Linked DNA regions of Homo sapiens: region 1 is linked to region 2. Evidence: chromatin contacts called from ENCODE Hi-C or POLR2A ChIA-PET data. All regions are on one chromosome and are shown on one strand. The core of a region is the stretch at or near the end of the contact, and the rest is flanking DNA. Distances in the headings are between cores, read along the strand shown. Region 1 has its middle 39 kb from the start of SDC1. Region 2 holds the start of LAPTM4A (lysosomal protein transmembrane 4 alpha).

Region 1 (3,488 bases), core at 402-2,901, 130 kb before region 2:
CTGGCTTCTCAAGATGGCTCAGGGCTGGCCTGGAGGTAGTCATGGGGCTCCTGGGCACTGTGCTGTCTGGCAGCGGACTCAGGTTCCTGGCTGGAAGTGCTAGTGGTCACCAAACAATTGGGTTGGGATTTAGAAAAAGGATGTTCTGTTCTGGGGAGAAGCTTATTTGTGAACTCAGTTCCCACCTGTTGTGCACCTTCCGAGCCCTCCTCCCCACCCAAATTCTCCCCAGGCACAGTCAAAGGGCAGGCAGGGGCACAGGGAGCACCTCTGTGCATGTTAGACACAGCGCTCCCTTGGGGAAGATCCCCTCTGGACAGGCACCTGGCTTGGTGAGTGGGCATGGCTTTTACTGAAATTAGAAAAGAGGACACTGCTTCAAGCAGACACCGCATAGGTGCAGTGGCCAATCTGCACAGACACACCTGTACCCTCGAGCTCGTCCTCTAGTGGCTGGCGGGGAGGGCTCCATTTGTACAAACACAACTATTGCTTCCACACCCTGTCTGCCCTTCCTCCACCCATGGGCCGCTCCATTCCCCATCCTTCAGGTAATGGACATCTCTTAAAGGGATGTGAGGGACTGGGGCCTGGGGTGAGTGTGCTATGAAAGCAGAAATATTCACACTTCAAGGGCTACGGGAGGTGTGGCCCCCTGCTGACAGCAGCTTTCAGCAGGGGAAGCTCCCACAGGCCTTCTGGGCACCATGTGGGGAGGGAGGCCGGGTATCTGCAGATGAAAGGCACAGGACCGGCTGCAGCCCCAGGAGGCAGCCCAGGAGGCAGCCTAGCCAGCCTTCCCAGGGCTTCCCTCCAGGGCCAGGTGGTCCCAGCCTGTCTGCTCCCCTCACTGTGTCTGTGGTGTATCTACAGATGCTCCAGGGTGGAGGAACTAGCCTTGCCAGCCAGGCTGTGAGACACAACCACCTTCATTTCAGCCCTTGAAAGTGGAACAGCCTTCCCAGCACCCTGGCTCCTTCTAGGGCAAGCCCTCTGGAGAAGGAGTGCAGAGCTGCAGGCCAGCAGGCCCAGGGTCCCGCCTGGTATCTTGGGTGCTTTCCTTCCCTCCTGGGGCCTCAGATCTCCTCATCTGGAAATCAAGTTCAGAAAGGTGCAAAATGTACTGGTAAGAGGCAGAGCCGGTACTTGAACCCAGGACTGCCTGACTTCAAAGCTTCATCACAGCATCACAGGTTCTTCTAGGAGCCAGGGCAGACAGATGCTAACGAGGACTCATCCTCATGGGATCCTTCAGGATGTGGCTGAGCCCGCAGCTGCTTCATGTACATGGACTTCAAGAGGTCACAAAACTGTGAGCATTCTTAGGGTTTCTGAGGGCCACCCCCTTGAAGTTGAGGTTCAGAGAAGGGGAGTCTCTTGCCAGCCGTGGGGAGCCCAGACTCACTTGCTCCCAGCCAGTGCTCTTTCTGCTGTGCGGAGTGGCTTTCTCGAGCCCATCTAGGTTAGATGCCGCAAATGTATAGTGAGTGGGGGCCTTCCCCATGGGAGGAGAATGTCCTCTTGGGGAAGCAGAAACAGGGACGCCTCTGGCTCCAAGGCCGCAGCGATCACATGATATCTGCAGTGATCACCTGATATCTGCAATGAGTCTGTCACCCCTCCCTCTGCCCCTAGTTACTGACTCACAGAACAGTCGTTAGTTCCTCAAAGGGACAGGAGCAGCAGCCGATGACTGGCAGAGAAGTTACTGGGAGTTACTGGGAGCTCTCCGGTGGGTCAGTCACTAAGACCAGGCCCCAGGTTTGTGCTGGGCTAGAAAGAGCTCAGCAACAGTGACCTACACAAAGGTGGTCTGTGAAACCGAGGGCAGGGGTGAGCCCTCGGGCAGGAATTCAGGGGCCTCTGGCCTTGTCAGCTCCCTGAGGCCAGGGGGGATGGGGAGTGGGAGCCAGGGTGGAGGAACCATGGACTGGCCTGAGGAAGCAGTCCTGCCTGGAGACCCTGCTGAGGGCCAACATTGTACAGCCCCGGCTCCCTCCAGGGACCCTGCCCTTGGAGATCACAGCATCCTGCCGGGAAGTCACATATCAGACCTCTGGGGCTTGGCTACCTGTGAGCCAGCAGGGAACACTTGGTCAGGTGTCAGGGAGAGGCTTTCTGGCTGGCCTGGAATGGTGGGTGGGATTTTCCCATGGGAAAAGCCTGGAGAACAAAAAAAATAGGAAAACCAGGTGAGGCGGGGAGGTGAGTTGGTGGAAGGGTGGGAGCTGAGGCCTGGAGCCTGCCTCTGTGGGAGAAGGGAGGCTGTGGGCAGATGCTGGTTCCTCATTTCCCTGTTCCCCTGCAGCACCCGCAGAGATGGCTAAAGCAGGCCACCCTCAAAGGGCACAGTGTGCTCTCATGAGTCAGGGGCCAGGCTGGGGAGCACCCTCTGAGCCCCGCTTCCCAGTCGGCCTTCCAACCATTCCCTCCCAGCTTGAGGCCACTTCCTGCAAGAGTTAGTCAGCTCTGCTCACATGCCCGGGCTGGGGGTGCTCAGACCGCACAGTGAGACAGCTGTCTTGGGCCCCCTGGACGCTTCCTTTGTGCTGCCCAGGAGAGAGCCTGCCCTCTTACCCGCCACCCCACCCCACAGCTCCAAGTCTGTGGCACAGCCTCCTGGGAAAGGAAGTCCTCGGGCCACTCAGCCGCTCCGCCAGCCACCTGGAGGAGCCCCGGAGATGAACTGTGGGCTTCTCCTCACTGTCTCCTCCTCCTCAACCCTGCAGTTCTGGCCTTTGCTTTTCCCAGTTACTTCCTCAGCAGCTGCGCTTTGATTCCAAGACCATCAGCACGCACAGGAAGGGCTTCCAGGAAGAGGCAGGCCCTGAGCTGGTTCCTAAAGTGCCAAGAGGACCTGTCTAGGACTCCAGAAACTTCCAGGAGTCAGGGAACCTGGGGCAGAGACAGTCCTGAACGCTGTGAATGGGGCAGCTCGGCCTCTCCTTCCCCGCCCTCCAGTCTGACCCTCAGATTCTCTTCAGGCACAGCTGGAAGTGGGATGAGGACGACAGCAGGGGGAAGAAGGCAAGACTAGGTCGAGGAATTCTGTCTGTGGGACAAAGAAGTTTATCTGCCTGGTGGGGTCTCTGGGTGCAGCGAGCTACCTGTGAACATGCTAGGGGGATTTAGAACCCAGTGGGAATGACACTGACAGGCAGGGAACAGAGAGAAGATCGGGCCATTCTTTCCTCATTGCCTCCGCCATCCTGAACACATGGGCATTCCTGGCTCTCATACCAGCCACGTGCCCCCTCTCGGCTTTTCCCTGGAGCCCCTGGTGATTTTAGGATGTTTTCTCCCCATGCTGGGCTGCTGTGGGGGACGTAGGGGGAGGCAGCCCTGGGGGCCCAGTGCATACAGCTGGGGGTTACGCCAAATGCACTGAACAGAGGGACACTGGAGACGGGACTCATGACAGGCCCTCCCCCACCCTGCCAGTGAGACCGATGACTTCCTGAAAAGGGGTTACATGGAGGGTTGGCAAC
Region 2 (3,724 bases), core at 575-3,074:
GAATAACAGTGCTGCACATTAGGATCACCTAATTTTAAAATTGACATTTTAAAAATGTCAATGCCCAGGTCTCACCCATGACAGTTAAATCAGAAGGTCTGGAATAGTAAGCAGGCATCAGTGGTTAGTAAAGATCCTCAGGTGATGCCAATGTGCAGCAAAGTTTGGAAACTATTGGCACAACAGGTTTTAATCTCAGTTGTGACACTGGCCTTGCAATCTTGGATATGTAATTTAACTTCTCTGTAGAGTTAAATAACGTAAGAGTACCTATCTCAGTTAGTTGTAGGAATGAAATGATTGAAAATAAAGTGATTGGATCTGTGCCTAGAACAAAATAAGGGATACGAAATTGTGGGGCGGGGTTAAGATAATCTACTCCCTACATAAGTAGAGAAATGTCATAATTCATTCTGAGTTAGCCAGCCACACCCCATCCTTTAGCGTGGGCGGGCTTAACTACTGCTTCCCAGATGGTTTGAAAATAAGCTCCATGGACAACTCCTTCAGTGGTGAATAGTCTCTGCTCTCCTAAAATTTGTATTTTATTGGGGAGATAATCAACAAATACATACATAATTTCAGGCAGTGTTCAAAGAAGCCATGCCAAAGAAATAACCTTTACTCTGAATTCAGTGTGGTCTCTGGCTAAGAATATGCCCTGGCAGAAGGGAAGCCCTTTCTATTCTCTGAAAAGAAGTGTGTTTACCAAAGCATTAAATGATAAATACATTTTTTAACGGTGAAGTCACAGGTCTCACAGAAATACAAAATGAACACGTGTAAAAAATTTATTTACTCATTAACCCGGGGACCAGTAAGCTGTTAGAACCAGCTCTAAGCAGAATTTAAAGCACCCATCTATATTGTTGAATCAGGACTGGGGAATGAATTTACAAATCGATGCAAAATGGCTTTTCCCAAGGAAGGGTAAGATAACAATACGAGGGGTCTTACCGAGTTGTGCAGAGCACCACAAAGAAAAGCGGACAGCCCCTCTAGCAACAGAATGCCCGGGACGGTGTGCCAAACTATGGCTGTTTTTTCATTGAAGACATTCAGTAATTTTTTGTCCATTTCAATGTGTTTCATAATTTCTCCCTACAAAAAAAAATCACTCATCTCCAAAAACCCAGCAGCTAAGTAGTTCTTCTACATTATCTTGCTTTCATTTATCCTTAATCCTTTTGCCTTTGGCAGGGTTGGATGGTCTTTCTTCGCCCCCACCAAGGAGGCTTCGGAGGGAAAAGAGGGTGTAAATCCAATCCCTCCACTCCTCCAGGCACCCTCCCATTTCCGCCACAGGGGCGAGGATGGCTCAAGGCTGGGCTTGGCTCTGTCCCTTCCCCGCAGGCCCCGCCCCCAGCCCGCGCAATAATTGAGCTGCGCGCAAAGGTCACGTTATCAGCCTGTGACGCTTCCCATCCAGTACGTGGCACACATTGCTCAGAAAAGCCCCTTGTGCCCGCTTTCTGCCATCCGCGCTGTCTCGTGTCTCCCTTTTTCCATTAAATGCCTCTTTTCTTGCGGGTCTCATCTCGGGAATAGTGCACTACGGGGACATACCTATCCCCAACTATCCTAGGCCCGAGAACCAGCCCTTGCCTTCGCGTAACAGGCGGAGACTCGCTGAGGCGAGTTGCACTTCTAATTGGGCGTGAGGTCTTGTCAATCCCCAAGTTCTTCCAATCAGAAGTCCGGTCCATCCAGCCTTCCGCTCCCCATTGGCCTGTGTGGAGGAAGAGGGGTGGGTAAGCCGAAGTCGCTGCGCTCAGTGCGCAGGCGCGAAGAAGCTGGCAGGGGCACGAGCCGGGGGCGGGTTTGAAGACGCGTCGTTGGGTTTTGGAGGCCGTGAAACAGCCGTTTGAGTTTGGCTGCGGGTGGAGAACGTTTGTCAGGGGCCCGGCCAAGAAGGAGGCCCGCCTGTTACGATGGTGTCCATGAGTTTCAAGCGGAACCGCAGTGACCGGTTCTACAGCACCCGGTGCTGCGGCTGTTGCCATGTCCGCACCGGGACGATCATCCTGGGGACCTGGTACATGGTAAGGCGGGCAGGCGTGGCGCGTATGTCCGGGGGGCCTGGGGAGCGGGGCCTGGTGCGGAGGGGGTGAGACTGGAAACGGGGTGTTGGGTGGGGCGGGGACTTGGAGGGGCGCTGCTTTTTAAGGCGCGCCAACTCTGGATGAAGTCCAAGGACTTTGGGAAAGTAACCTTGTTCAGGAATCGGAGTCGGGGGAGCGGGGGGCGGTGGTAAGCATGGGGAGATTGTTCTTTGGCAAGAATTTGAGGAGAGAAGCGGGCTTGGGAGAGCAGAGGCTTTGCAGGCGAAGGGACGAGGGTGGTAGGATTTGGTGGGAATTCCTCTGTTTTGGTTCTTGTTGTATTTCTACGATCTGAAAGGCAGCATCTCCCTTCCTCCTATCCAGTGCTCCCTGGAATTTTTTCCTCTAATGAAATAATTAGGAGCGGACCTTGGTAAACGCAGTCTAGTTTCGACATTGGTCTTCCCGTTGGGAAAGCGAAAGATCCAGCGGTAACCCGGTTGTCCGCGTTTCTTGGACTTTGTTTTGTTTCATGCCTCTCTTGCATCTCCAGAATCGCTTGGGGGCGATAGCTTTTGCCTGAGTTGACGCCTGACCAGCTTTTGTCCTGGTGCAGCCTCCTCCCTGCGCAGTAGGTGCTTTTCGTAGCCGACCGGCTGTTTTTACAGAGACCTTTATTGAGAGCCCTCTCCATCCTGGCCACCTACCCCGGTATCTCCTGGGTTCCAAGATCTGTGTGATTCTGTCCTAACCAAGTTGACACTGTTGTTGCCTGGTGATTCACTAGTAATAAGTTTGTGATTTTTTCTTTTGTAATTCACCATTTATAGTATCCATGCACATTAAACCTAACTTGTCTATGACTTCCAAATATGGGATTCAGTTTAGGTAGTTTTAGGTTATTATGATTTTGCCGAAGCCGTGACAAACTTCCTACATGGTCGACTTGGCCACTTTAATGACTTCGCGAATGTGGTTGTGTGGGTGACGTTGGTGATACTGTGCAGTTTTTGATACTTAACTGCAAAAGAGGAAGAGAGTTATCCCAGACACAATCTGTTTTCTCTGTACTTGCTGCTTCTCCCCACTCATTGACTTGAAATCATTAGTAAGCATTTGGACAAACGCCAGATGAGAATCATCTTAAATGAGGCAGATACTGTTTCATGGCCCACCCCCGGGGGACTACCTGACTCCACATGACTGCTACCTGCCCTGTTGTTTTTTACCGTCTTGTTTCTGATGTACATTTAAAAAACAACACGAATGTGTAGGTTTGCTTGTGCTGAGTTTATTTTCATGTTTCCTGTACTTTTATATTCGGAAATACCGCCTTATTGACAGAACTATATCACATTTTCCCTCAGAGACTCTTTCGTTCTGTATTTTAACTGATTTGGAATACTAAACATAGAGTTAATGACCATCAGCTGCATTATGTTTCTAACTTCCTTTTATAGCTTCTCCATTTTGCTGAGGGGCTGGGTCTCATTTCTTTTGTTTGTCCTTAGCTCTGTCTTCTATTTCCCTAAATGAATAATTCAAACCTTGAGGATCCTCAAGGCTATTACTCAATTCCGTCTTCCTCACCCCCAGAAGATGACTTTCTTTCCTATTTAACTAAGAGAATCCATCGACCTGGCTCTCTCCTGCAGTCTTAGTCTTCCTGTTTCTTCTCAGAT

Evidence for each region. A loop is a pair of places that touch in the nucleus more often than their neighbours do. ChIA-PET counts read pairs that join two places held with the same protein, here RNA polymerase II (POLR2A). Pooled maps may share reads with other maps.
Region 1: a loop to region 2 is called in a pooled map, with 7 times the contacts of the local background. The contact joins the enhancer-like site here to the promoter of LAPTM4A in region 2. A Hi-C loop is called at or near these places in 1 of 50 pooled maps. POLR2A ChIA-PET finds 5 or more read pairs at or near these places in 4 of 52 experiments (A549, AG04450, MCF 10A and 1 more).

What each region holds. Positions count from the first base shown.
Region 1 is chr2:20,184,779-20,188,266 of GRCh38, reverse strand. No RefSeq gene overlaps it. Among named protein-coding and RNA genes, the nearest start is that of SDC1, 39 kb to the left of the region's middle. RefSeq lists an enhancer at 240-858. Within about 2 kb of position 1,651, at least 12 of the 41 ENCODE cell types and tissues checked have a DNase peak (open chromatin) inside an H3K27ac peak, as active enhancers do.
Region 2 is chr2:20,049,728-20,053,451 of GRCh38, reverse strand. It overlaps LAPTM4A (lysosomal protein transmembrane 4 alpha), which reads left to right and starts at 1,824. Exons shown (of 7, transcript NM_014713.5): 1 at 1,824-2,042. The coding sequence starts at 1,932. It overlaps LAPTM4A-DT (LAPTM4A divergent transcript), which reads right to left and starts at 1,315. Exons shown (of 5, transcript NR_187142.1): 1 at 958-1,315. RefSeq lists enhancers at 1,814-2,013, 2,549-2,688.